2 separate regions of the Mus musculus genome follow, and region 2 is linked to region 1. Evidence: chromatin loops called from intact Hi-C (ENCODE). Cell type or tissue: heart. All regions are shown on one strand. Each heading gives the region's core, and the rest is flanking DNA. Links, peaks and the distances in the headings are about the cores only. Region 1 holds the start of Ap1g1 (adaptor protein complex AP-1, gamma 1 subunit). Region 2 overlaps Phlpp2 (PH domain and leucine rich repeat protein phosphatase 2).

The links. Peaks named below come from ENCODE experiments on the same cell type or tissue, not always from the same donor. Only the 100,000 strongest peaks of a DNase experiment are listed, where the experiment ranks them.
Region 2: it touches region 1 in a loop (3-fold over the local background); 1 of 42 quality-filtered maps calls a loop at or near these places.

Annotation. Positions count from the first base shown.
Region 1 is chr8:109,770,502-109,785,854 of GRCm38, reverse strand. Ap1g1 (adaptor protein complex AP-1, gamma 1 subunit) reads right to left here and starts at 7,272. Exons shown (of 24, transcript NM_009677.6): 1 at 6,893-7,272. In heart, for the core only: no CTCF peak of the experiment used is centred there; a DNase peak (open chromatin) is centred at 7,284; H3K4me3 peaks cover 2,816 bases; H3K27ac peaks cover 1,647 bases; H3K27me3 peaks cover 973 bases.
Region 2 is chr8:109,909,082-109,924,434 of GRCm38, reverse strand. It overlaps Phlpp2 (PH domain and leucine rich repeat protein phosphatase 2), which reads right to left. Exons shown (of 19, transcript NM_001122594.2): 6 at 15,248-15,353; 7 at 12,601-12,747; 8 at 12,000-12,230; 9 at 10,664-10,866; 10 at 4,294-4,354; 11 at 1,524-1,619. Among named protein-coding and RNA genes, the nearest start is that of Marveld3, 45 kb to the left of the region's middle. In heart, for the core only: a CTCF peak has its summit at 6,923 (motif pointing right); no DNase peak of the experiment used is centred there.

The DNA of each region.
Region 1 (15,353 bases), core at 2,959-10,958:
ACAATGTTGCATTCCTATAGGAAAGGGGGAGAGGAGGAGAGGAATGGGTATTCCAGGTGGAAGAAAAGCATTACTCCAGGGCTGGAGAGATGGCTCAGTGGTTAAGAACACTGACTGCTTTTCCAGAGGTCCTGAGTTCAAATCCCAGCAACCACATGGTGGCTCACAACTATCTGTAATGAGATCTGATGCCCTCTTCTGGGGTGTCTGAAGACAGTTACAGTGTACATACATATAATAAATAAATAAATCTTTTAAAAAAAAAAAGAAAAGCATTACAAGTATAGCTGGAAAATTACATTAAAAATAAATATGAAGACCTGCCATAGTATCCTATCCCTTTAATTCTAGCACTTAGGAGGCAAAGGCAGGCAGATCTCTGTGAGTTCACGACCAAAGTTCTAGGATACCCAGAGCTACACAACTGGAACTCTTCTTACAACCAAATAGTACAGATCATCTAGTCTTTGGTTGGTTGGTTTTGATTTTCAAGATAGGGTTTCTCTGTGAAGCCCGGGCACTGGGTTTAAAGGCATATGCCGCAATGCCCAGCCTATTTTATAGTAATCTTTTTTTAAGGTTTTTATTTTTAATTGTAGGTGTCCATCTGTGTGGGGATATGTACATATGAGTGCAGTTGCCCATGGAAGCCAAAAAAGAGTGTCCAAACCCCCTAAAGCTGGAGTTACAGATGGTTGTCAGCCACCTGATGTGGGCACAGAGAAACAAATCAGGGTCCTCTGCTATATAACACACCATCTTAACTACTGAGCCAACTCACCAAGGCCTCCCCTATGCCCATCTTAATTTAACCCAAAGGTTTGTAAAGGAAAGAAAACAAAGATAATTCACAGTTCCAAATATGCCTGATCATATCTCCCTCATATCTGTTCCTACAGGAATCAGTAATATTAACTTCAAAGTGTGGGACAGGCTAGAAAGTTTGGGCACACAAGTAAAGCAGGCACACAAGGAGAGACAAAACACAAGCTGAAGTTAGCAAAGCAACTGCCTATTAAGCAAAAGTGACCATTGTGTGCTAGCAACAGGAAAGGGGGAGAAAAAATTAGTGCCTCTAGGATGCATTTAATTATTCACAAAGTACAAGGATCTCATATATTTTCTTCAACTTAGACAAAATAATAATTTTCTTCTTAACCTACCCTTCTATGACAATGCTTCTAACTTGTTAATTTTATTTCCCAATGGTTTCAGTAAGCACTAAAGGGCTAACTGTCCAAGAGCTTAGTGAAAAAGCATTTCTCATGCCAATCATTTCACCCTAATCTTTGATATTAAAGTGCTAGCTAATGCTGATTCAACAACTTTGACAAGTGGAGTGTTATTTTCCTCATTGTTAAACCTTTCACACTTTCATATTCCTAGCAACCAAAACTCATGCCAAATGATTTTGTATTATCCTTTCAGAGACAAGAAAGCAGCCTGCAGGTGTGTTCAAGGAGAAATTATACTCCTTTTTTCCACTTTTCTCTTCCCTATCCTCATTGAAATGCAATTTTCTACACACACACACACATATTTTGGAAAAATCCTAAGAACAGATTTTTCAAAACATACAAGCCAAGAAATATGAATTTATATAACCCCATATATCCTCTTTCTCTTGCGGCTGTTGTTATGGTTAGATATGGAGTCCAGTTTTGAAGCTTGCTCTAGCAGGCATTGGATTTCCTATGCAGATCAGGCTGGCCTAAAATTTGCAATGATCTTTATACCTCTGCTTCCTGTATGCTACATTACAGGCAAAAACTACCATGCCCAGCTTTACATGGTCTCTTAATCCTAAAATTGCTTGCTACTTTAAACATCCTGCCTAAGAAACAGAGAAAGATGGCTCCTGAAAGCAAAGGCCTGTAATCCAAGGTTTAGGGAGGCTGAAACAGAAAGCTGTGGGTTTAAGGCCACCCTGAGATACACAGGAAGACCTTGTTTCAAAACCAAATAAAAGGGTGCTGGAGACATGGTGAGTAGGTAAGAGCAAGAGAACTCTTTCAGAGGACAAGGGTTCAATTCCCAGCACCCACATGGCAGCTCATAACTGCTCTAACTCCAGTTCTAGGACTTCTGACACTATCCCACAGACACACATGCAGGCAAAACACCAATAAACATAAAATAAAAATCAATTATTAAAAACATTTATAAAAAGGGGGGCAGGGAGATCTTTTAGCAGTTAAAAGCACTTGCCAAGCAAGATGACTTGAGTCCACTTCAGAATCTATGCACAAAGCCTATTTGGCTCATCTGTAACCCCAAGATGGAAGGCAAAGATAGAAGAGACTACATCAACAGGGAAGCAGGCAAGAACCCTCAAAAGTTGCCCTCTGAGGCCTGGAGAGACGGCTCACAAGTTAAGAGCAGTGACTGTTCTTGCAGAAGACCCTGGTTTGATTCCCACCACTCACATGGTGACTTACAACTGTCTGTGTAACTCCAACTTATGGCCTTCATGGGTACCAAGTTTACACATGATGCCCAGACATCATACAAGCAAAACACCAATACAACTACAATACAATTTTTGTTTAAATTTAAGTTGTCTTCTGACCTCCACACTCTCCACAGCATAAATATGCAAGAACTCACAAATACATGCACAAAATTCATAAAATTTTAAAATATAAAGTGATTAAATAGAGATAAAAGTAGTGGAGATTTTTTTTTTAAGCTAAAATCAAGACCTGAAAACAAGTCATACAGCATTAAGATTAAAACACAGGCCAGGCAGGGGCCAAGCTCCAGCTAAGGCCCAGGCTTCAGCTCCAGCCCAGGCTCCCAAAGGTGCTCAGGCCCCCAAAGGTGCCCAGGCCCCTATGAAGGCCCCATTGAAAAGGCTCCTGCCAGTGTGAAGACAGATGGACTGCTGTGACACACCTCCCCACACACTATTTGCAGATGACCAGTGTCCTATGTTGTTCTTACAAATAAACTCAGGCAAGATCTGTTTTAAAAAAACAAACAAACAAACAAAACAAAAAAAACAAAAACAAAAAACCACAGGCCAGGTGCAGCTGCACATACTTTGTCCTAGGAAGGAGACTTAGGCAGTCAAACTGTTGAGTTCCAGACCAGTGTGGTCTACATATTGTGTCCAGGACAGGAAGAGGGCTACATAGAGAAATCCAGCCTTAAAAAAAGAGATTAGGGTTGGCAAGATGACTCAGGGAGTAAGAGCACTGACTGTTCTTCCAGAGGTCCTGAGTTCAAATGCCAGCAACCACATGGTGGCTCACAACCACCCATAATGAGATCTGACACCCTCTTCTGGTGCATCTGAAGAAAGCTACAGTGTGCTTATATATAATAAATCTTTGGGCTGGAGAGAGCAGGGACCAAGTAAGTGGGGCCAACCAGAGTGAGCAGAGGTCCTAAAATTCAATTCCCAATAACCACATGAAGGTTCACAACCATCAGCACAACTACAGTGTACTCATATACATAAAATAAATCTTTTTTTAAAAAAAGAGATTAATCAAAATAAGATGCAAGCACCTAACATAGAGAGGTGGATAGATGGATGGATAGATAGATAGATAGATAGATAGAGTGGATAGATTTGATAGAAAAGTAGGTAGGCAGGTAGATAGACAGACAGATAAATAGAAAGGATAGATAGGTTAGATAGACAGACAGACTGATGATTGACTGGTTGATTGATTTGGACCAACACAAACCTGGAGCTCCCTAGAGGCCAGAGTCAGATCCCTGAAACTGGAGTCACAGACAATTGTAAACCCCCATGTGGGTGCTGAGAACCAAACCCTGATCTTCTAGAAGAGCAGTGAGTGCTCTTAACCACTCATCTCTTCATAAAGGTTTTATTTTTACATTCTCTTCAGCTAAATCTAAGAGTTTTCAAGTTTTAATCAGTTATGTTCCATTATATACACAAAAATTTAAGTCTCTATCAAATGCAAAAGGGATTAAACATTTTGAAATCTGTCTTGATATGTAGATTCCAATTCAAGTTTTCAAATTAAAAATAACTTTTGAAAGAACTCATTTGACCTTTTATGCCTACATAAGGATTTTTTTAATGATTCATTTAAACTATTTGGGTTTTTATCTGCTTTGTATACTGTTTGGTTTAGTTTTGTTTTGTTTTGTTTATTCTGACTTTCTGGGAGGTAGGGTAGGATAGAACCTATAGCTTCAAGTATGATAAGCTAGCACTCTACCATGGAGTTACACCCCACTACCTAAGAATAAAAATAAGTCAGGTTAAATATCAGCAAGGCAGTATTGGAAATTTCTATATTTTAGTTTCATTCTAAAATTCACTCAGATTATATGGTTGCTGTCAGCAAAACAGACTGGATCAAAAAAAAAAAAAAAAAAAAAAAGCATTTACCTTTGCCAAAGAAAATAAATGCAACTGTACATAACATACCCCTTGGAGCAGCATATGCCTGCAGCCCCAGCACTGGGAAGATAGTGAAGTACACAAGTTCCAGGCCAACCTGAGCTACATAGGAAGACTGTCTCCAAAACCAAAAGCTGGGTCAGTACTGGTGGCACAGACCTGTTAATCTTAGCTACTCAAATAAGGTAGGAGGGTCACAAATTAAAGCCAGCCTCAGCAACTGAGCTAAAACCATGTTTAAAAAAAAAAAAAAAAGGCAGGGGGGGGTGGGGAGGGAAGAAGGAAGGAAATAAATGGAAGTTTACTAAACACAAATGTTAACTTCTAGTGCAATTCTCAGCAGCCAAGACAAAGTAGACATTCCTATATGTGCTGATCAGTGGTACACAGAACAGCACTTTGCTAATAATTTGTTTAGCAAAAGGGTACTTTCTCAAGGTAAACTGCAAACCATCTAAGAATGAATGACATTTAAATCCCAGTATGTTAAACCATAACATGAACTGAGTTAAATAACTTTGATAGTTCTTTCAATACTTGTTCAAAAAGTGAACTCAAAAACTGAAAATTTCACCATGCAAGGAGACAGAAGCCCCGAGTTCTTTTTAAAGCAAAAGAAAAGGGAACAACTTTGGAGCAACACACAGAACTCATATCTGACAAGACTAACATAGCTCTGAAGGAACTTCTCAAAACAAATGACAAGAGCACAGACTATCTGCATGAAAACACTGTCCTCCGTGACACTGTATGACCTGTAAGAATTGACCTGTTCTCACAGTTCAAAAGCTTGATAAGAATAAAGCAGCGTCACAGGGCTGGAGAGACAGCTCAACAGTTAAAAGCACTGACTGCTCTTATACAAGACATGGATTCAGTTCCCAGAACCCACACGGCAGCTCACACCTGCCTAGAATTCCATTTCCAGAGGATCCAAAAACCCTCTTGTGACTTCCACTGGAACTGAGTGTGCACATGATACACATATAAATACCGGCAAGACATTCAGATAAAAATATAAATAAATCTTCAAAAATGTTAAATAGAGCATCAATATAAAGTTTACAACTATTGAGAGACTTGACTTGCTTCAAGTTATAAACTTAGGTTTCGAGTCACCTGTGATCTCAAAGAAGTTATTCTCTTTTGCAGATGCAAAAACCTAGGCTGAGATAAAACGGGCTGGGGGGGTGTGATTCAACCACACTCACCTAACTTGAAATGTAGGAAATAACCAGTGAATTATTGTGAAATGTTTTTTATTCACGCATACTGGACTGCAGGAATACTTTAAGAACAGAATTAATGAAGCTATCATTACTTTGAAGATCCACAGGTTTCAAATCAAACGTCTGGCAAATACTCCAGGCAACGGTGGAAATGGATGCTTAAAATCTAACTAGTCTGAGAAAAGTCAACATAAGAAGTCAGCAGCGTTCATTACTATACAAACACCTGAGGGGTGCGGTCACTAAGAGACCATTCAGCTCGCTCTTCTGTTAACTAATCCCTATAGGAACCAAAAAAGTTATCTTCCTTTCTACCTACGTCAGATTATTATTCTCCAAGGGCAGCTTTCCATGCTCAAGCAAATATAACGCTAAAAGAAAAAAATAAATAAAAAGTATCAGTAAGTGCCCCAAAGCTCAGCTTTCAGAACAGAAAGAAATGCAGAAAGTTATTTTCACAGCTCCTTCGCACCCAAAGCCACTTGGCCTGCTTTAAACCCATTTGCTGCGGAAATACACCCTAGGGTGGTTCGACGGCTCTCCGACACCAAGCCCTAACTGGGAAGCAGAACCGACAGTTCCAGGCAATGAGGAAGAGCCTGAGAATTACTAGAAACCGACGTCCGCAGAACCGAGAGTTGGAGAGGAGAGTGAATAGTGCGGTCTCAGGTGAGTTCTTTAAAAGAAAAAGAGAAAGAAGAAGAAGGAAGAAGAAAAAAAAAAAAGCGAAAGTGTTTGGACCAGAAGTTAGTTGGAAGGTTAGAGGGAGGCGAGGCCGATGTCCGGCTTTCAGTGGACGGCACTGCAGGGACCAGGCAGAATTGCCCCTGCGTGGGAAATGCTCAGAGTTCTCAGATCTGACCCGAGTCCCCAACACAAGAACGCTGATACGTGGCTCCGAGAGGACACGCGGGGGTGGGGCCCGGCCCCGCTAAATCCTAAGCTCCCCGAACGGAGCGAGCTTTCAAAGGAGCCTCGCAGCCTGAGAAAGTCAATGGGTTCAAGGAGGCCTGCGGCGGCCAGACCACGCCAAGGGAAGAGGAAAGCGACCGCGCACGACAGCTCCGGCTCTGAAGCTCCCGAGGTCGGCCCTCAGGAAGTCCAAGCAAGCCCGGGGCTCCCGGGTCCCTCCTGACCCAAACCTGGGTCCTCCTCACCCCCCACCCCCCACAGGCTGAGCCCGGACCCCTGGGACTGACAGGAGGTTTCCGGCCAGACGCTCGCGGCTGCGGCAGAGCCCAAGAGCCGACCCGCCCTCGGTGCCGCGAGTGACACTCACCGGCCCGAAACCTCGAAGGAAACCAGCAGCTTCGGGGGCGGCGGCGGCAGTGGCAGCAGGAACCGAACATCCAAAATGGCGGCTCCCTCGGCCTCAGCACCGCGACTGCAGGCGGAGGGATCCCGGGCGAGGAGGGCGCCTCTACCTCACGCCTCGCGCTTCCCCGGGAGACGCCGCTCCCCGGCTCCCTCTCGCCGGCCGCCCCGCGTCCCTCCGACTGCAGCCCGTGCCGTCTCCCACCCCGGATGACCCGAGGACTCGGCCCCCGCCGAGGACTATTTGCCGAGGAGGAGGCGACTGCGCCGGGCAGAGCGACTCAAAGCGTAGCAAGGGTCGGGGCTGTCACTGATGACGCTCGACGCCGCTGCCGAGTCACCGCTGCGAGGAGTCTGAGCTAGCACGCTCCGGCCCGGCCCTGGAGCCGTCGCACTTTGGTTCCGTTCTGGGGGGAGGGGAAAACTGTGCAGCCAGGAAACGGTGGGGGTCACCTGAGGTGGGCGGAGCTCAGCGAGGGAGCTGGGGAAGGCGGAGAGGAGATGCAGGGGAAAGCGCATAGACATGGTGTGACCAGTTTTGTCCGAAAGGATTCCTAAGTGGTCCTCGTTGGCCAGAGGTTTCTGGTCAACATTAGAAACATGCTCCAAGTGGCTTTGGATTCTAGGGTTTTATGGTATCTTCAATTTTTTTTTTTTTTTTTTTTTTTTTTTTTTGCGAAAACAGGTAAAAAGATGAAACCTAAGAATGGATTCCAAGCACAGCACCACCGCCTTGTGCGGCAATCTCACCTACGATCCAGTCCCCTCCTGTGAGGGGAAAAAAGAATCTGGACAAATGTCAGCTAAAACTCTTCCAGAATAGCTTTTCCATCTATGATTGAATGAACTAATGACCTGAAGCAAAGAAAGTCTAACTAGACAGTTCCTGGCGTGATAAATAATTACTAACTTGTGACCCAAGTCTTTTCCATGTGAACCTAGAGATCCTTGATATCTTGGCCCATTTAAAGGAAAGGTGACCTACCTAGAATAAAATCTTTCCGATAGATTGACAACAAAGGTATCCCAGATGTGAATAAAACACAAGACTACACTGAATACCAAAGACCAGGAACTAAGCAAAAATCCTGAGTTTCAAATTTGAGTGTCATAAACAGGAAGTTGCATCTTTTAGACATTCGTTTTTCATGCAAGGATTTCAAAATACAGACGTTGAGCTGAGTAAGTCTAGCCATACAATTTTGACCTTGAATTTCTGGAGCATGCCAAGTGGCTGGAAAGAAAGGATACCAAGGGCACGATCAAATTTATTAAATATTGGTGTCATATTGATCATAAGGTACCATCGTATGTACAACCTAGCCCGCTAAGCAATCTCGTGAGTCAAAGTAAGTAACCAAAGTTTACAAATAATGAGATTTAAGACTTGAGAAAAACTACAACTGTCTCTCACAATGGAGTCTGCCTTAAGATGTCATCTTACACAGAAAATTCACCACACCCCATATACATATTCCAACCCATACCTACCGGTTTATAGAGCAGAATGCTTACGGAATTCAAATCCTCCTACCTTTCTTCGGGGCATCTGTACAGGGCAGCCCTAGGTACACCCTAAGACTAGAAGAACATCATAATGCTAGCACAGTGCAGATTACTTTGAGCCAGGCCTATGCATGAAACATGCCAAATTCACTGTGAAATTTCCGTAAAGGAAATCTTCAAGCAGAGATGCAAGGCAAAGGTAGCCAAGTTTTCCACATGGAAGATTAAAATAGTTTTTATGGGCCAAAATTAAGTGTTTACCATAGCAAACAACAAAAGTTTTATTTTTCTCTTTTCTTCTCCTTCTCCTCCTTCTCCTTCTCCTCCTTCTCCTCCTCCTCCTCCTCCTCCTCCTCCTCCTCCTCCTCCTCCTCCTCCTTCTTCTTCTTCTTCTTCTTCTTCATCCTTTCTCTCCTCCTCTTTTCTCCTCCTCCTCCTCCTCCTCCTCCTCCTCCTCCTCCTCCTCCTCCTCCTCCTCCTCCTCCTCCTCCTTCTTCTTCTTCTTCTTCTTCTTCTTCTTCTTCTTCTTTGTCCTTTCTCTCCTCCTCTTTTCTTCTTCTCCTCCTCCTTCTTCTTTTTGAGACAGGGTTTCTCAGTCTTTCCCTAGAGGTCCAGGAATTCTGTAGCCCAGATTGGCCTCAAATTCACAGCGATCTGCCTGCATCTGCCTCTGCCTCTTAAGTGCTGGGATTAATGAGAAAAAAAAAATGTCTTCTTAAGAAGGACTTGACGAAGCTGTGGTGGCAGCATCTGTAAGCTCAGTTTCTTAGAGGCTGATGCAGAGAGATTGTGAGTTGGAGGATAACCTTGGCTGCATAGTGACTGATCTCACAACATCTCCTCCCTCCAAGAAAAGCTGAACACTCAAAGGAAAAGAGCAACTTAGACCCCTTCTCTGTTGTTCTTATTGTTGTTGTTATCATTTTCTTCACTTACACTTTTCTTTATTTAAATTACTACTCCATAGCCTGATGTGGTGGCATACAACAGAATCCCAGCACTTAGGAGGTAGAGGCAGAATCAGAGTACAAGGTCTTCCTTAGCTATATAGCAAGTTTGAAGCTAACTTCAACTACCTGTGACTCTATCTCAAAAAGATTAAAATTGTAAATATAATCTCACTATCCTAATATGACAGATAGTCAAACAGTATTATTAAATTTAAATTTGAGATGCTGGGGAGATGTTTTGATAGTTTAAAAAGCACTTGCTGTTCTCACAGAAGATCCAAATTCCGATCCCAGCTCTCATGTCAGGCCACTCCAGCTGCTGTACACTGTACCTCACAAAAGTACATGTAGCTTACAATTTACACAAGTATTTCCACAAAGGTTGATTCACTTGTTCAGCATGCACCATGAGCTTGTAAGCCACAAAGATATTATTTAAAAGCTTGGTCTCTGGCACTAGACTGCCTAGGTTTAAAACCTTACCTTAGCTGGAGAGCTAACACAAGAGCATCGGCTAGTCTTGCAAAGGACCCAGGTTTGGTTCCCAGACCCACAAGACAGCTTACAGCTTATCTCTAGCTTTAATTCCAGGGGATCCTGCACCCTCTTCTGGCCTTCACAAGCATTCAACACGTAGTACACATACATACATACATACATACAAACATACATACATACATACATACTACAAGCAAAATACACATGAGATTAAAATAAATCTTTTTTAAAAACCAACCCTGCTTTCCTATCCTTATTGAGTTCCTTTACATCTTTGAACACACCTGCTCCTCAATGTCTGCATCCCTGAAGGAAGCTCATAGGAATATTGGCATCTTTGAGCCAATCTGATAGATGACCTGATACACATAAACCAGTAGCTAGCAGCTAGGTGTAGTGATGCAAGCTTTTCATCGTAGGACTGGCAAAAGCAGTTGGATCTTTGTTAGTTCAAGGTCAGCCTTGTCTACAGAGGGAATTGCACACCAGACTATATAATGAAATCCTGTTTCAAAATGAATGAATTTTAATTTTTTTTTATTTACTTTGAAAAATAAAGCAGTCACCGGCACGGGCTAAGGGGTCAGCAAAATCCATAGCTGTCTTAAGATGAGTTTTTCAATCCCAAGTTTAGAAATATGGAAAGAAGGCCTCAGATAGGTAAAGTGGGCTGCTCCTCTTTTTGTGGGGAGAAGGAGCTGGTCTTGGAGTGACATAAGTTCAATCCCTGAAACCCACATGTTGGAAGGAAGGAGCTGGTTTCTGCTAGTTGCCCTCTGACCTACATGCATATGCTGTGGCATGGTGCATGCCTGCATCCATGCAAAATAAATACAATGTAAGACCAAATAATACAAATAATACCATTCATTTATGTATTTGCTTATGTATTTATGACTGCGTGTAAATGTATGGTATAGGAGGATGAGAGGGGGTATGGTGCTCCCTGTGGAGGTGGGAGGACAGCTTGGTGGACTCCGTTCTCTCCTTGCACCTTTATATGTGAGCTAGCGCTCAAGCCACCAGGTTGGCACCATTACTGCTGACACGGAACTATCTGGACAGCCCTGTCAGGCTCTCGTTCAGCAGAAAGCAGACTCAAATCTAGACCTTCAGAGTCTGGAGTTCTCTTCTAGTCCATATAGTAAGCACTCCATCAGTTTGCAGCCTGATTGATGCCACTAGACCATTCATCTCTAGGTGTTCTAGAAACTGTAATAGACGTTACAAAAGAGACTTCCCCCTGCCGTTTAGATAATTAAATTTTCATTGAGGAAAACCAGTTTTAAATAATGCACAAATACAAAGAAAAAAAACTCCAAACTACTGATATTATCTTCCAGCAGGTAAGTCCTTGCTAAAAATAAAAATATGAAGCTGGGGGTGGTGGCACACACCTTTAATCCCAACGCTTTGGGAGTCAGAGGCAGCCAGATGTGAGTTCAAGGCCAGTCAGAGAGGCATAGTGAGATTCTGTCTCTAAATAATAAATAGAATAAAATAAAAACAAAATATGTAACTGGAGATGGCTCAGAAGTTCAGACTGTATTCTGTCATTTGAGAAGACCCAAGTTTGATTCCCAGCACCGAGCAACTCACAGCTACCTATAACACTAGCTCTGGGGGATCTGATGACTCTAGTTTCCATGGGCACCCACACTCATGTGCATGTACCCACACAGAGACACACACAAACATATCCACATGATTTAGAAGAAAAACTTTAAATTTAAAAAAATATATATATATAAAAGAGAGAGGTCATTGGGAGGCAGAACAATAAGACGGAGCTGTGGAAGACACAGCACACAAATTGAAACCTAAGGTTTGCAATGGATTCCCTTATCTTTGTTTAGGTATATAGTAGGTTTATAGTGTTAGTATATACTTAGGTATATAGTCTGGGTTTGGAGAGTAGCTTTAAGGGTGTAGGGAGGTTGGTTGTCTTTTTTAATTACATTTTTTTTTTCTATCCAGGCAGTGGTGGTCCACGCCTTTAATCCCAGCACTTGGGAAACAGTGGCAGACAAATCTGAGTTTGAGGCCAGTCTGAACTAGAGAGTGAGTTCCAGAACAGCCAGGGCTATACAGAGAAACCCTGTCTGGAAACAAACCCACAAACAATTACATTTATCTAACTATCAATTTAGTATGTGTATGCATGCGTGTACCATAGCGTGCCTGTAGACACACTACATCGGAGGATGCCTTTCTGGGTTCTCTCCTTTCAGCGTGGATCCTGGGAATTGAACTCATGCTGCCCATCATGGTCACTGTCAAGTACCTTTATCCTCTCACACATCTTGCCCTAGTGTTTGGCTTTTTGAGGCAGGTTTTCATTGCAGCCCGACTTGGTCTTGCACTCACTCTGGAGCTAAGACTGGCTTTGAATTCCTGATCCTCTTGACCCCGCCTCCCAAGTGCAGGTGTAGAACCTGATGCCCAGCAATGCAGTGGGTCTCTTTACCCACAGAGGAATCCTTTGAGAATCCTAGGGGGGTCAGCAGCTGAAGCCCACTCGCCCTTTAGACCAGACTTTCTTTCTCTGAAGAAAGGCAGTCAGGCAGTTTGACCAAGAACATTTCCTGTTTCTCTGAATGACTTCAACTGAGAGAGGCGAGTGACAGGGGACACAGTGAGTCAATCGGAGAGGCTCCCATTGCTGGCTGGTTTTGTTATTGGTTGAGTCACAAGAGTCTATAAATAAGCCTGAATGTCAGAGAGAAATTAGTCTACATTGTTTTCACACATACAAACAAAAAACATTTCCATGCTTCTTTTTAGCATGGTTCCTATTGAAAGTATGTCCTGACCCAGAAAAGGGAATTAGGAATTAATCCTTTAGTATGGCACATACCAGGAGTGATGTAAAAAAAAAAAATCACAATTTCAAAAGCTAATTCTGGATATTATTTGACCTCTTATTAAGAGAATTAAAGGGGCTGGAGAGATGTCTCAATAATTATGAACACTTCCTCCTCTTACAGAGGACTTAAGCTTGATTCCCATCATCCACGTGGTGGCTCACAACTATCTGTAACTCCAGTTGACCTCTGTGCAGTACCAGCATACATGTAGACACATATATACATGCAGGCCAAACACTCATACACATAATATAAATAAGTCTGTAAGAACATTGGACATGTGTTTTATGTTCTGTCTGAGTGAAGACCACCAAGGCCCTGAAGGACCACACTGCTTCTTCGCTCTGGAAAATATTGTTAAGAAGCAGCTAAAAATCCCACCTAAGATGCTATGTATCACAGATCTCTCTCTCTCTCTCTCTCTCTCTCTCTCTCTCTCTCTCTCTCTCTCCCGTGTTTTTGAGTTGTCAATAATTCTATTTTATGTCTTCGACCCAAGCACTCCTCAGGAGGTCAGAGGCAAATGGGTCTCGGTGACTTCAAGACCAATCTGGTCTACATAGTGAGTTACAAAATAGGCAGAGAGCTACATAGAGAGACCCTGTTCATAGTCCCATACTGTTCTAAGATCAGCTTCATAGGTTGCTTCAAAATTATCCTGAGAGGTCCAGGAAGCATTGGGACATATGCAGTAACTGGGTCATCCAGTCCTTTGTGGCCAGTTCAGGGAACACCAAGCTCCTTCTACGCCCAACAGTTCACCTGTGCCAGAGGCTAGTCCAGGACTCTAGCAGGAGCTATTGGGAGGTCTGTGTGTGTGTGTGTGTGTGTGTGTGTGTGTGTGTGTGAGAGAGAGAGAGAGAGAGAGAGAGAGAGAAAGGCTCTGCAGGCACAGAGGAAGCAAGTTGGCTCTGCCATATTCCTCCCTGGTCTAGTACTTGAAGGCCCTTCCACTAATACTATGTTTTTTTGTTTTTTGTTTTTTAAAAATTCTACACACACTACAGTTAGACTCAAGGCTTGGCAAGTACTCTACCACTAGCTCTAATTAGAAACTTGTTTCCGGGCTGGCAAGATGGCTCAGCAGGTAAGAGCACTGACTGCTCTTCTAAAGGTCCTGAGTTCAAATGCCAGCAACCACATGGTGGCTCACAACCACCCGTAATGAGAACTGATGCCCTCTTCTGGTGCATCTGAAGCCAGCTACAGTGTACTTATATATAATAATAAATAAATCTTTGGGCCGGAGCGAGCAAAGTTGACCAGAGTGAGCAGGACAAAGGTCTTAAAAATTCAACTCCCAACAACCACATGAAGGCTCACAACCATCTGTACAGCTACAGTGTACTCACATACATAAAATAAATAAATAAATCTAAAAAAAAAAAGGAAAGGAAAGGAAAGGAAAGGAAAGGGGAGGGGAGGGGAGGGGAGGGGAGGGGAGGGGAGGGGAGGGGAGGGGAGGGGAGGGGAGGGGAGAGGAGAGGAGAGGAGAGGAGAGGAGAGGAGAGGAGAGGAGAGGAGAGGAGAGGAGAGGAGAGGAGAGGAGAAGAGAAGAGAAGAGAAGAGAAGAGAAGAGAAGAGAAGAGAAGAGAAGAGAAGAGAAAAGAAAGAAAAGAAACTTGTTTCCTAGCTGGGCATGGTGGCACATGCCTTTAATCCCAGCACTTGGGAGGCAGAGGCCGGCGGATTTCTGAGTTCGAGTCCAGCCTGGTCTACAAAGTGAGTTCCAGGACAGCCAGGGCTACACAGAGAAACCCTGTCTAGAAAAAACAAAAAACAAAAACAAAAAAAAGAAACCTGTTTTCTATGAAGAGGGTGAAATATTTTTTAAAAGAAAGACACTAGTTTGTAAGTACCTCATTCTTGTAACAGAAGCTCTCTTTTGCATAGAAAAGAACTTTCTGAAATAAAGAGTTTTGCATAATGAGTAATTCTATTTAATAATAAATTTGTTACTTGGTTAACATGCAACTTGTAGGCAGCCAGGGCTATATAATAAGACCCTGTCTCAAAACAACAAGAGCACACTTTAATTTTACAATTTTCAGGGACTCTAAAACTGCTCTTAAAAAAAATAAGGGCAGAGGCTGGAGTGATGTCTCAGCAGTTAGGAGCACTGGCTGCTCTTCCAGAGGTCCTGAGTTCAATTCCCAGCAACCACATGGTGGCTCACAACCATCTGTAATGGGATCTGACTCTCTCTTCTGGGGTGCATGAAGACAGAGCAAACTGCTTAAAAAATAAATGTTTTTTAAACATTTTAAATCTTGACTGGCCTAAGTGGGAGAGGATGCACCTGGTCCTGCAGTGACTTGCTGTGCTATAGGGAGGCATTACCCAGAGGGACTCCTTCTTCTCAGAGGAGAAGGGGAGAACAGGCATAGGACTTGTGTTAGGGGGATTGGAAGGCGGAGGGCCGACATTGTGATGTAAAGTGAATAGATAAATACATTTAAAAAAAAAACAAGAAAAAGAAGAAAACAGAACAAAACCTCTCAAACAACAACAACAACAACAATAATAATAATAAAGGCAGGAGGGCTAGAGAAACGGCTCAGCAGTTGAGAACACTTGTTACTCTTACAAGAAAACCTGGGTTCCA
Region 2 (15,353 bases), core at 2,965-10,964, 140 kb before region 1:
AAAAGCTGTCTTTGTATTATTCAAATATTGATTTCTGTGCCAGCAGAGAGCTGAGTACTGTCTGGACTTTGGTATTGTTATCTTTATGAAGCATCACCTGTCTCAGTTTTGTAAACTTTCTTCTCCATCACCTGAAAGGTTTAATAAAGAGCTGAACAGCCTATAACTGAGGCAGAAGAGGACAGGCAGAACAGCTGAGAAGAGATAGGAACTGTGGGAAAGAATCAGGTGTGTTGAAGGGAGCGGGAGAGGATTCACCAGCCAGCCACAGAGGAAGGAACAGGTGCCCTGAGAGGTAACAGGCTGCATGGCAGAAGGTAGATTATAATAAACGAGTTAATTAAGCTATGTGGGCTAGCTGGAAACAAGCCTAAGCTCTAAGGCCTAAGCATCATAAACAAATATAAGTCTCTGTGTCATTACTGGAAGCTGGCAGGTCAAGACAGTCTGGCGATAATGAAGTAACAACGAAAATAATTTTATGGTGGGGGTCACCACAACATGAGGAACTGTATTAAAGGGTCGAAGCATTACGAAGGTTGGAAATCACTGGTAAAGGAACTTCTAGAATAAATCTATTTTAACTTAAGTCTAGGCAGAAATGAAGTCTGGACAGCATTTATCTATACTAATAACTCAAGTCTGTTTATTAATATAATTCCATAATGAAATTTTTATCACAATAAAAATTAAGAGTTAAAAATATACTATGACTAGGCTGTTACCAATAAAATCCAAAAAGTGTTAATGACTTTCCAAATATGTAGTGATCTGTCGAAGATCCCACTGAACTGATAACATTGTCTGGGTGTGAAGATCAGAGGCTTGATGCAGACCTACTGTGCGACAAAGCCTGTATTTTAATTTTTAAAACTCCAAAGCACACGTTTTACGTTTAAGTACTTTGGAATATATAGTATAACATCCTCACCTATCTCCTTCCTCAAGTTAGGTAAATCTCACCATCTGGTAATGGTGAACTCAAATGCCATCTTATCACAAAGCACTCTCTGATTATTTAAAGTTCTCCTGACATTCGGAAACAATTGATAAATGTTGTGATTAAGAGTAAGCCTCCAGAGGAAGATGGCTACATTCAAATGATAGCTCCCTGGTGAACTGTTGCCTTGGACAGGCTCCCTGACTGTTCTTAGTTTCCTCATTCGAATCTAAGGTGAGGCTGACAGCACCTACAGACAAGGGATTAAAGGATGAGTTAGATCATAGGACTTAAGCTCTCAGGACAGTTCCAGCTCACTGTAAGTCACCCTATAGAAGCTAAACTCATCCCACCATACCACTAACCATGCCAGAGGCTGACAGCACACGCTAGCAATTCTCTGCATATACGTCAGAGTCTTACTACATTTCCTGTAGGCTAAGGCCATGCACTTCTCATCGCTAGTCCCTTACAGGACCTCCTACTCAGCAGGCCCCTCCTCAACAGTCGCCAACAATGAAAGGCAACCCAAATCTAGAGAATCACTTAAACACATATATCATGCACGCATGTATACACATACCTCATGGGGACCTCTGTAAGAAGATTGTGGCTTATGTCTAGTATTTCCAGCTTTTTTGCTTCACAGGCCCAGTCAGGGACACACTCCAGCAAGTTTCTGCAAAGAATAAGAATCATCACTTAAGGTAAGAAGTTGCTATGGCTTGGAAATTAAATGCTTCCCTTACAGACATGCTACTGCAGTTGTTCTAGTAGCCTGTGGTGTATTACAAATTGGTGGGTGGGACTGGAGAGATGGATTAGTGCTATAGAGCACTGGCTGCTCTTCCAGAGGACCAAGGTTCAATTCCTAGCACCTACATATCAGCTTACAACCATCTCTAACGCAGTCTCCGGGCACCAGGCATACATGTGGTATTAGAGACACACACACACAGGCAAAATATCCACACACAGAAATTTTTTTGAAAGTTAATTAAAAACAAATTAACTGATGGGATTAAGCCAGGGTGACAGTTTGTTCGTACTGTAATCCTAGCACTTGGGAGGCTAAGGCAAGCATGAGGATCATAAATTCAAGGCCAGCCTGGGTTAAATATGGAAGCTATCTTAAAAAACAAACAGAAGAAAGGTAAAAAGGGTAAGGAAAACAAGGGAGCAAAAAAGTGAGAAGGAAGGAAGGAAGAGCTCAAAGGAGATCTGGCCTTTTCTCAGTTGTCATGAGGTAAGCCATTACGAGCTGCCACCATATAACTATATACTTCCCCAAAGGCCCTAGGTGACATGGTTAAGTGGCCACGGATCGGAAATTGCAAGCTAAAAATAGACTTTACTTCTTTTAAATTGCTTATTTCAGGTATTTTGTCATAGTTATGAAAATCTAAATAACAAACAACGGAATCCATTTCACTAGACTCTGAGGAAGAATCTGGGACGCTGCCAGGAATACAGGCGTCAATCAGAGAATGCTGCTAAAGTAGAAAGGGAGAGACCAGTACTCAAATGTGCACAGCAACGTGGGCCAACTGTGTGACATCACACGTTCAGAGAAGACTTCAAACAGAAGCAACAGGATGCAGTGAGACATGATGAGGAGAGATTTGGGAGAAGTGGCATCAAAGATAACCAGGAATTCTATAGGTAATGACAGAGAGAAAAGAAGCAAATTCTCAGAAAAACAGAAGGAGTAACAGTGAGAAAGTAGACACAAAAGGCAACCAGCAGCAGGGCAAAGTTTCAAGTCACTGGAAAAACAAACTCGAAATAGTTCATACAGCTCCGCCCGCATCATACAGACTTCTACTGTCAGAGGTCACCCACCCCTTCCAGATCTCAAGGTGTATATCAGTTATGTGGCAGGCTGAAGTGAGAGCTATAGGAGAAGCAGACTTTGCTGTGACAAGTTTGTGAAAAGAAAACTTGGCCTGAAATAGCCAAGGCCACTAGCTGCTCAAAAACATGACATCTGGGCTGGAGAGATGGCTCAGTGGGTAAGAGCACTGACTATTCTTCCGGAGGTCCTGAGTTCAATTCCCAGCAACCACATGGTGGCTTACAACCATCTGTAATGAGGTCTGACGCCCTCTTCTGGTGTTCCTGAAGACAGCAACAGTGTACTCACATAACATAAAATAAATAAAATCTTAAAAACAAAAAAAATGACATGAACTGGGTTAGATTCTGTGACCTTACATGAAAATACTTAAGCAGCAATGATGCCAACTTGAGTCACAGCACAGAGATATGGCAAGGAAGAGTGTGCTGTGTAATGGGAGGCCAAGCATGAAGTGTTTCCCTGGAAACAGGGAAAGTTAGGCTGGAACTAGGTCTAAACCATGTCTGCAAAGTTCTTACTCGATCCTATATGTGTAGGGCCTACCTCAAGGGTTTATAAACAGTATACAGATGATGTCAGCTGTGTGCTTTAAATACATGACTGGTTGGTGGAGCCCAATAAAGATGATTCTGCCAAGAAGAAAGAGAAGAAAGAAAAAGAAGGAAGAAAGGGAAGAGGAAAGAAGAATGAGAGGCAGGAGTGATACAGGCCTGAGTGAGTAGTCATTCAGCTGAAGGAGAGGCAGGAATTCCAGCACTGCCCAGGGGCAGCAACGGCGATGACTCAGAGAAGGATTAGGTAAAGAAGGAGGACAGAATGAAAGATGGAAGGAAGCTACTTTCAGGTCCTGGAGGACCAGGGGCCTGACGGGGCTGAATTATGAACAGACACAGAAAACAAGTCCGGAGCAGTGGAAGTTGAGCTAATGTTACAGAGGTTTGAGACTCCTGGGGTGTGGGTAGCAAAACCAACTGGCGAAGAACTGGATACATAAGCCTGACCTGAGAGGAGAGGCTCAGTCTAGAAAACTGGCGGATGCCAACACTCAGTGACTCAAATCACTGGACTCAATGAGACTGCATCTGCAACAGGGCAGTGTGCCAAGTCAGAACTGGGGGGTGACTGCCTGCAGGAGAACACAACAGAACCAAAGACACAGAAGCAACGACTGACATGGCATTACAAAGAACATGGCCAGTTTGAAAGCTGCCTTTTAAAAGAAGGAGTAGTATCATCAGGGAAAAGTGAACTAGAGATGGCCAAAAGTGAGCTGCTGACGAGATAAGGAAATGGCAAGCAAGGCAACAGCTCTCCTGACAAATGGAGACAGAAAGGTGAAGACAGTGGAATTAAGCAACACTTTGTTTATTCAGACAGCAGAGATCTAATTCCTCTTACCCTCCTTCCTTTAGCCACGAAATAGTATCTCTCCCCCTCCCCTGAGACAGCACCCCCCCCCAATCAAAACAAGCTCCACCCTCGTGGACAGACTCACTGGGAGAGCTCCAAAGAAGTGAGCAGGCTGGGCACTGGGTACACATTCACTGCCGTCAGCCCTGTGAGAAAACAGACAACATGCTAGCAATGGTCTCCGACAAAGAGCAGGAACTAGAGAGGGTTAGAGAGCTGGCTCAGTGGCTCTTCCAGAGGACCCACGTCCAGGTTCCAGCACTACAGCGGGTAGTTCATGACAGCCTGTTAATTCCCGTTTCCTGGGGCTGGGATGCTGCCGGCCTCCATGGGCAACTGCATGTTCCCACACACGTATACACAGGTTTTAAAGGAATAGCTTGTAAACAAGCAACAGCGGTTTTGTAGAGATGACTAAAGATAAAAACTACTGGCAGCTCACTCTGACTGACATTCAACCCTAGTCTGTTTTTGCAAACATACACAACTACTAACTTTGGGGTCTTTCGCATTTACACTACATCACTAATGTTAACACTACAACCACTAATGTTAACAGTACCACTTAGTTTATAACTTGAAAAATTAATACTTAGATTTTTAAAAAGCATTTCTTTTTAATTACATGTATGTGTGTGGCATGAACATACCGTGCAGGAGTCCCCAGAGAGCAGAGAAATTGGATCTCCCCGGAGGTGGAGTTAGCAGGTAACTCTGAGAGCCTCACACGGGTGCTAGAGACCTAACTCAGGTCCTCTTTAGGAGCTCTGAGAACTCTTAACCACTGAGCCATCTCTCCAGGACAATATCTACATTTTTGGTAAAAATAACGTCATTTTTAATTGAAGTATAACGCAGCTAGAGAACCAATCCTAAGTGTATGGATCAGTGAAATGGAACAGCAGTGAGCTAAGGCTCAGACCATCCCCAAGGTATTGCCACCTCCTGAGCATTTCCTCATCTCCTCTTCTAGCCACCACACACTCAAACGTACCACTTTCTACCCTGGTTACAAACAGCAGACAACACCTGCCAGTTATAAAACCAAACTTTCCTCCATGCCCCACCCAACAGGAGGTTTCTGGGTAGCCCAGGTGGCTTTGAACTCATAATCTTGCTTTACTTTCCCAAATACTGGGAGATAAAAGGGTCCATGATGGCTGGAGATGGCAGCTCGGTCGGCCACATGCTGGCTGACCCAGCACGGAGGAAGCCCTGGGCTCTAACCAAGCACTGCATGAACCAAGCACGGTGGTGCACATTTGTAATCCCAGACATACTTTGCTATCTTCTCTTTCATTTTGAGGCAAGGTCTCATGTAGCCCAGGCTGGCCTTGAACTCACTATGTACCTGAGGATGGCCTTGGACTCCTGAGTCTCTTCTCTTGCCTTCCTGCATATGCTTTGGTCTGACTCCACATTATGCTCTGTTCACACTATTGCATGTGGTTATATCTTTTGAATGTTCTTTGTGTGTGTGTGAATATGAAACACATCTGAGAGATTCATTCCTTCATAGGGCTCTGAACAGGTTTTGAACTTTGTTAAAATGTTATAATACCTAGCAAAAATCACTACTAGTATTAATGATGTTACTTAAATTCTTACTGTAAGCATCCCTTCTAATATTTGTTTTCTTGTAAAAAGGGAAAAGTGTTGGGAGATAAAGCAATTTGGTGTCTTAACTGGCAGATGCTGGACTCTCCCTTGCTGCCCCCGACTGTGTTAAGCAAAATGATTACCAGTCAGCCAAATGACTTTAGGCCAGCACCGACCTTATGACCATACCAGGAAACCTAGAGGAAATATATGACAACTGTGCTGCTATTTACTGCAGCTTTTAAAGGGGCTCCTGAGGCGACATCCTCAAGCCAGGGCTGTTTCAAACAGTTTATATGTGACTTTTTCCTGTCACAAGTCTTGATGAATCCTAGATGTCTCTATAACCACTCCCACCTAAGCCAGAGACACTTAACCCTAGTGGCCTAGCAGAGGGACCATTAAGAGTGGTGTAAATACAAACCTTCCTTCGCATGAGAGGTTTGCTGTGACTGGTGTGAGCAAGCTTTCTGCTCACTTGATGAGTCAGCTGGAGCCACAACAATTAGCTCTAATACAAGATTTCTCTCGAGTTATTTTTTTCTTGCCTCCCTTACCAGAAGAGGCTAAGCTGGTTACAGAGAAAGCAGCAGCAGGGACAGTGGAGCTGCGGTGGTGGCTGAGGCAGCACATCAGGACATTGGAGCATGCTAAGCTTAAAGATGACAAAACTGTCTTCTTGAGAACTGAGGAAGAAGCTAAGGAGAGCTACAAGCTTGAAAGCCCGCAGGGCAGCAGTAGTGGTTTCCTGGGACGTGGACTAACAAGAGGCAGCTGAGGAGCAGCCAGGCCAGGGACAAGGATGGCAGAGGAAGTACAGAGAAAGCAAAAGAGGGTAGAAAGCTAATCTGGAACAAAGCAGGGGCTATAAAGAGGCAGAAAAAAGCACCTGCAAGCCCTAGTTGCTGGAAGAATAGCAGCAAGCTATTAAGTCTTCAGACATCCCAGGTCTGGAAGCTATAACAGTGGCTGCTATCAAGGGATGAGGACTCCTGACATTTAGGTCTGTCTAGAAGCTACAATGCCAACTGCTGCTGCAGGCCGAGGAATCCTGACTTCCTAGGCAGTGCTTCACCTGCAGGATTAAGGGCTCTACTACAAAGACCTATGTAGGAGTTGTAACACTAGAGGGAGCCACCAGGCCTGGCTACCCAACTCACTGCCATGTCATGAGGTACAAAAGTTGCTGAAGCCAGCACTCCTCCTCGTCTAGAGGTGGTTTCTAGGTGGTAGAATGTAAGGACCCTGACAGCCGACTGATGGCAAACACTCCATGACTACTTAATGTAGGGCTGCTGGGCACGTAGGTAGGGCTGCTCCAATTCAGAGTGACTATGAATCTATCATCCACACACATGTGAAGTGATCTATGCATAGATGATGAATATGAACCAAGAGAGGAACCTCAGGCATATCAATACACAGTGCCAGTTAGCACTCAAGACATTGTTGTTATTGTTGTTTTGGCTTTTCTAAGGGTAGTGGTAGGCTGAAATAGAAATTGACTTTGTGTCTCAAGCTAGCCTGAAACTCCTGATCCTCCCAAGTACTGGGATTACAAGTGTGGCCACAGCACACAGTTTTTACTCAACAAGCTCTTTTTTATTATTACACTTACTTATTTATCTCTGCATGCATGTATGTCTGTGTCTGTGTCTGCATGCGGTGACATATGGTGGCCAGAGGACAGCTTGTGGAAACTGGTTCTCTCTTTCCACCCTGTAGGTCCAAGGGACAGAACTCAGGTCGTCAGGCTTGGCTGTGATAAGTTCTTTTACCTACAGAGTCACCCTGCAGTCCTGCTCAACAGTTAGACCTGATTCAGGATTCATCTGAGCCATGAGTGAACCTCCATAACATGATGAAAGACAGAAAACGGAAGTCTCTAGCAACATATTCCAACACAGAAAAACAAAGAAAAAAAAGCAGTTTTCCGCCATCATCAGTTAGCTCTTACACACTGATGCCTGACTTGTATGCTTTGCCTTAGCACCAAGAGGCAAACATTTCCCTGAATGTATCATTTGTGGTACAGTTTTAACCTAGAACATGCTGTTTCTGTGTTTAGGCTTTGGTATAACTTACACAGTACACTATGATCATGCAATTTTGTTTCTTAGTCAAAAACTGCTTCCAAGGCTTATTTGCACCAGTACGCAAAGCTTTAGTCCATCCATTTCCGCTATTGTACAAAATCTACCATGTAAATCTATCATTGCTGATTGACCCATTTTCCTGTTAACAGTCCGACGTTTTCACCACAACACAACACAACACTGTGACAATCCTTCTGTGTGTAGGTAGCTCTGTGATAAATGGCAGCAGGAAATCACTGTTCACACAGCTCTGCCACTTCTCTGACATGGTCACCTTCTCCTGAGGTGGTTTCATTCAAATTCTCACTGGCTATAGTGAGGACTCCAGGAGAGAGATACCAAGTCTAGTCTCTGGTCACACTTAGCACGTCCCCCTTCAAACTGAGGATGATAAAGTAGTTAAATTGTCATTTCTGGCAGTTAGTGAAAGTGAACACGTTTCTTTTCCTTTCCTTCCTTAAACACAGAAAACTGCCAAGCATGGTAAGTACACCTACAATCCCAGTACTTGAAGGCTAAGTCTGAAATCAACTTGGGTGGTACAGTGAAACTTCCTTAAAACACTAAAACCTAAACAAAATACATAACAAGCCTAACTGGTAAAGAACTCTCCATAAAAATGGCTTCAACATCATGAGACTGTCTCAAATAGACAAAACAGTGGTCTCTATACACACAAGGCCTTTTACCCTGAAAAGCATTCCCACAGACCATCTCTAGTTGCTGATGAAGCTAATCTCTGCTCTAAGTCATCCCACGTTGTATGAAGCAGAGTGGTTTTTCAGGCTGTGAACAGCAGCTTTGACTCCATTTTGAGGAAGAAGGATGCCTCCAGCCCCTGGGTAACCCAGGTACCAGTCACCACACATCCAGCACAGGCTGATAAATGACTTATTCCTGGGGACCAAAGAGAGCTACCCTGTAAGTTTATTGGGATTAATTGAGACTGTAGGGGCATATGAACATATTAAAATCACATCAAGAAAACTAGGCCCAATAACTTATTGGACATGTCAGGCCAAGAAAAGGGTATGACTCACTTATCTGGAACCCATAAAGGTGACAGACATTAAACACTGTGATGGTATGGGCTTCATACCAACCTACCATCTGATTCCTGGTGTGTGTGTGTGTGTGTGTGTGTTTGTGTGTAGGACTAATGCCTCCCCTACTACTCCTTGAGCTTCAGCTCAGGTAGACCCCATTCTTTATGTAGTCTGTGACTACCTGTTTGCCTTTCTGGACCTGGACCTGCCTGACATGCTGTTTCCTGCTCTTAATCTGTTCCTGACTCTCTGTCTATGGTTTTGCTCAGCCTTTCACCTTGCAGCTGAAGTCTGTCGCTTTGCTCTCAAACCTAACTACAGCAGGTCTCTCCTGGCATTCGTCTGGTTCATTACCTTATTAATACAGACTCTCTGAAATCTCTTAAATTCTGCAGCAGCCTCTTTAGCTTATTTTCATTCTATAAACCACATATATGCATATATACATATGTACTGGCTACTATATGGCATGAGAGTTTGTATTAGTAATTAAGACTGGAATAAAAGAACTTGGATTCACTGCAGCCAGACTACCAGGTTATATGATGCTTCTGTCCGTGTGGATTTTCTGTCACTCTGTCACTGCTACACTCACTGTAGAGAGCACAGTCACTGTAGAGAGCACACTCACTGTAGAGAGCACTGTCATTCTGTTTCTGGCACGTGTGCTCCCTACACTCCTGGGACAGGGTCTGTTCATTCACACTAGAACTCGGAGCGTGTGCTGCTCCATGCGGGCTGAAAGCAATCCTCTGTGCTTTGTGGACTGGAACAGTGTCTTGCTCCTATAATTTAGACACAGCAACATGAAAACAGTGACACAGAAACTAAATGCAAACCTATTCGTGTGTACTAATAACACTTGGTTTATGAATAGGAAAGCTTAGATTTCATGTAATTTTCAAGTCACAAATATTCCAATTTTTAACCCAACTTTTTAAAAATATAAAACCCATTTGTACTGGCTGTTTTTGCATGTCAACTTGACACAACTGAAGTTATCACAGAGAAAGGAGCTTTAGTTGAGAAAATGCCTCCATGAGACCCAGCTGTAAGGCATTTTCTCAATTAGTAATCAAAGTGGGAGAGCCCACTGTAGGTGGTGCCATCCCTGGGCTGGTGGTCCTGAGTTCTATAAAAAGGCAAGCTGAGCAAGCCAGGGAAAGCAATCCAGTAAGCAGCACCCTCCATGGCCTCTGCATCAGCTTCTGCCTCCAGGTTCCTGCCCTGTGAGCTCCTGTCCTGACTGCCTTCAGTGACGAACCACAATGTGGAAGTGTATGCTGAATAAACCCTTTCCTCCCCGACTTGCTCTTTGATCATGGTGTTGGTTGCAGTAATAGAAACTCTTAACTAAGAAACCATTCTTTACAGACTATACAAAAAACAGGGGCAGGACCTCTTTAGCCCTAGGCTGTAAGGATACCAACACCTACCTCCTAACAGAGGCTCTGGTCTGAGCATGCTCAACCACCTAGGCGACCCCTATGACTCTGTAAGGCTTCTTCCTGTACACAGTGACTCTCAAGGCACCCAGCCATGCCTTTTTATGTATATATCCATTGCTTCAGGGCTAACACCAAAGTTAAAAAAGAAGCTCAAGGAGCCACAACTCTATTCTGCAGAGTGGCTGAGGACCACAGGCGCCACCCTTCTCGTCTGAAGGCTCAGACAAGAGGAAGAGCTAAAACAGGAGGTTGGATAGAGAACTCACTGTTCCAACTGGCGTAGAGGGTTCGAAGGGAGAAGCCGCTGAGTGTCAGCTCCCTCAGCTGGTTCCGCTCACAGTGCAGCTGCTCCAAGCTACATAAGGAGCTAAGGTCCAAATCAGTCAACTGATTGTCCCGCAAATCCATGTGCGTGATATGTTTATTTCCTTCCATATTTTCAGTAATCACCGTTTTCAAGTGGTTCATCCTTAATATTCAGAAATAGGAAAATAAATGAAGAGAATTTCTATTACGGGCTTAGGAACATTGTAGAGAGGGCTGACCCTTTCCTCTTTACCAAGCATGAGAATCTCACTACTTGCTTCATTTTTCAAGATACTAAATAGAGAAAACAACCAGTTAATTCTTAGAAAAAGAAGCCATGATCGAGCTAAGTTAGAACCAGTAAATGCATACACAAACTAGACACAAAAAAGGCAATATTCACGAAGAGGTAAATGCTTCTTCGCAAGGTTAGGTGGGGCATGGGAGGACAAGAAAATGGGCAGGCTCTGCGGTGAGCAGGACGCTAAGGCAGGAGCAGCTTCCCTTCCCTGGGGTTACGCCCCCTTTTAATCTAGTGCTAAGACTCGTACGCACTGAGGAGAAAACAGACTGAATGCATAGGGACGGTTCAGACACAAACTTCATACAATGTTTCTGCCTCTTGTCTCCTCACCTACATGACTTAGCACAAACCAGCCCTGTTCTCCTCCTCGTGTATACTCCTAAATCCCAGCCTGTGTCTTTACAGGGCTCACTCTCACCTTCCTGAAATGTCAGCACAGGTAGGTAGATAACTTTGACCACCTTTCTTTAGAGAGCGATGGTCACTATAAAGTAAAACTCATGAGGTTTTAGTAGTGACGCCTTGAATAGCTCAACTACAACACAATGTTATTAAGAAAAAATAAGTGACTCAACAGAAAAATGGCCAAATTTATAGAAAACTAGAGACCGCTAGTCCACATACAAAATGATGTTCAACATCACTCATAAATAAGCAAATGCTCATCAAAACAATGAGCTGCAATGGTGCACGTTCTACTGCCAGTGAAGGGAAGAAAGACTGCTGAGTCCAGTACGGATAAAGGCTCAAGGAGACGGAAATTCTCATAAATGTTGCTGAAAGAGTAAGTCAAGACAACCTTGGGCAACTTAAGTCTGTCACTGACAAACCCACCAGATCCTTTCTCTCTCTGCTACTGGATGAATAACGAAGTTTTACTGCAGATCTGAGAAATCTACTGTTCTAAGTTCCTAATGTTCTAAAGAAGCATTATGAGGAGAAGACATCAGGGCTATCCCAGCAGAACTAAACAAGCCCACAGAGCGCCTCACCTCAGATCCACGTGCTTGACCTGGCTCATCCTGGTCAGTGCCCCCAGGTTCAGGACCTCCAAACGGTTTCCTGCCATAGCCACTTTATCTAACATGGTAAGTTTCTCCAAAACTTCAGGGATGTGACGAAAATCGTTGAAGGAAATTCCCAGAGAAGTGAGCTGCCGCAGGTTTCCCAACTCATCTGGCAGAGCCGTGAGGCCGTTGCCGTCGAGGCTGAGGGTCTGAAGACTGGAAAACAAACAAGCCCGCACTGTGGAGCAGCTCACGCACACAGAGCCAACAAAAGAAGCTGTAAGCCATTACTAAGCCCGGACAGTAATTATTAACAATTCAAACATTACAAAACTCCCCCACATCTTGGCCCATGGAGAGTATCAGAAGTTAGACATAATTTCTAAGGTTGGGCCTTCAGACACTACATAAAGATCCAGGGTCTCTGCTGCTGATGAAAAGAATGGGTCACTGCTTGGTGGCATGGTCACATCTGGTATCAAGAGCCATTACTTAACAGAATCTTGATAAGAATGTGACTTATCTCACTGTGAAAGTTCAAAGTGCTAACTGCATTCTAAGACTAGAGGAAAAGGCCGGCACTTACTTTAGCAATTTACCAATCTGACTTGGCAAGTCATGAAATCCATTACAAGAAAGGCTGAGCTCAGTCAGGGTAGAAATCTCACACAGCAGCACAGGAAACAGTCCAAGTTTATTATGGGACAAGTTCAGGCCCTTCAGTTGAGAAAATCTAAAGAACAAAGGCACAATACAGACTTTATTTCCATAAACCCACTGTGATGGCATGAATAACTAAGACACTCACTATATGTCTTTACAGGGACCATCAATGGACTGTGATGATTTTTTTTTTTTTTACTGTTTGATTATTGCTGTTGGAGACCTTCTATGTAGCCCTGACTGGCCTAGAACTCACAATATAGCATAGACTGGTCTCAAACTCAAAATATTGCCTCCATTTGCAAAGTGGTGGGATTATGGACATGTGTTGCCACAACCAGCTAATGATCTATATAGAAATCAAATGATCTATATAACATATATATAATTTGTTCTAAAAACATGTTTTCATGTGCTAGCAAGTGCTGTGTGGACACAGGACAGCAAAGTGGTTAAAACACAGAGCATACTGCCAATGGGTCAAGAGAGTTCTAAAATGAGGCAGGAAATGCACATGGGACTCACGCTGTCACGGTGCCTTTCTATTCATCAAGTCACACTTGATCCCTTTAAACTCGTTTTACTAAATGTCTACATGGAATATACAAAAGTTAATCTACTCAGATACCACAAGAGCTAACAAATACACAGCACATTAAAAGCAACTCTTTTTGTACTGCAATTATATTGGCTTGAATGTCACTCAAAATAAATGGATCACAGGTGAGCTTGAAAATGGGCGGCAGCCTTGTGCTGTGAAGTGTGTGAGCCACATGAACCCTGTGCTGTTGCCATTTATGCAGTCACAGCTTCTATATTATCTGACCTCGAGATAGTGTGGCCATAGGATGGGTGTGTGGAACATCAGGTTTTATATCATACAAACGAGATGATAAGCCAAAGGCACTGTTCTGCTTTGAAAATGGAACCCGTGGAACCTAACACTAAGGCTCCTCTCTCAAACCTTTCCTTCTGACCTCCAGGTGGCCTGAGTCTCATCACGTCCTATCCTTTGCCCAGGTGCCTTGACCTCAGAGTCTCTGGCAAGCTCTCTAACCGTATCAGTGCTAAAGACTGACTTCCTTAATATTATACCTTATCATAATTTACTATTCAAATATAAGTCAAATGCTTGTATCATTGCTAAATATCTTACTTACTATTCCTTGTATCTGTACGAGATGAAGTTGTAAATACCCGTGCTTTCTGATTATTGCACTAGGACTATGAGACTTACATTATTAACATGAGTAAACAAAACGTCGTTTTAATGTGTTATTTCTCATTCACCATGTAATGCAGAACACTTCGCTTTGATTTTCAATTTCTCCCTAGCAGAAGCCACAATCACACCTTGTCATTATTCATGGGTATCCAGTTTTGTTTTGTTTTGTTTTTTCGAGACAGGAATTCTCTGTGTAGCCCTGGCTATCCTGGAACTCACTCTGTAAACCAGGCTGGCCTCGAACTCAGAAATCCGCCTGCCTCTGCCTCCCAAGTGCTGGGATTAAAGGCGTGCGCCACCAACTGCCTGGTGGGTATCAAGTTTCTGTCTTGTGTAGTTTCTTGAGACAGGGTGTCACTTAACATAGCCCAGGCTAGTCTCTCACTCATTTAACATAGCCCAGGCTGGTCTCTCATGTTGTTTTAGGTGAAAATTTGAGGTGGGAATTGGGGAAAACAGGAAGGCAAAAATATGTTCTAAGAAAGAAAATAAACACATGGCTCACAGTCTTGGAGGGTGAAATGGCTCGATTATCAAGAGAGAAAGGTTTCACAGATGACGAAGGACTCAAGAACAGGTGGGAGTGAATACACAGGAGAGGAGGAGGAGTGCCCCAGCCTGAAGCCACTTCAATTAGAAACTTTTGATTAAAAAGCTGTCCACGTATATATAGAATCTCACAGTCTGCCATAGATGCAGATGATGATTATCACAAGCCTGGCAGAGTGGTGCAGGCCTTCAAGGCCAGCATCCTGAAGGCTGAGGCAGGCAGATCTCTGTGAGTTCAAGGTCACCTTGGTCTACATAAGTGAGTGCCAGGCCAGTTTGAGACCCTATTTCATAACAAAAGAAAAACAACCCACCAAAAAATAGTATCAAAATCAATGGCAAGAATGAGAATACTGGTCTAGTAAGCACAGGGTTCTGGGCTCAGTCAATACCCAACCTCACTAAAATAAACAAACCAAAAGGTAAAAGAGGAAGAGGAAGTAATTAAGTCACTGAATACTCTGTCCTGGGAAAGGATTACACAGTGAGTTAGTTCCCAAGAGAATGGGTTGCTCCAAGACAGTCAGCATGGACCGCTGACTAGCCCTGGTCTCCTGTCTTGCCATCCCACCTCTCCTGTCATGTGGGCTCCCACCATCCACCATGCTGCAGCAAAGCCACCGTCTCTGACATTTAAACCTCTTCTCTTTACACATTATCTAGCCTCTGGTTATTCTGTTATAGAAACGAGGAATGATGTAATCCAGTAAACTTGTCCACTTAAAATATGACCCACTAAGCTACTAATTATAATTCATTTTCAACATACTAGTCTGGAAACCTCTTCCCTACATACTTGTGGAGTGTGTCAAGGCCCCCTGGTCTTTCTAGCTGCATGAAGTTGTGCCGCAGGTTGAGGTAGGTGATGTCTTGGCTGTAGAAGAGATGCTCAGGAACCTCTT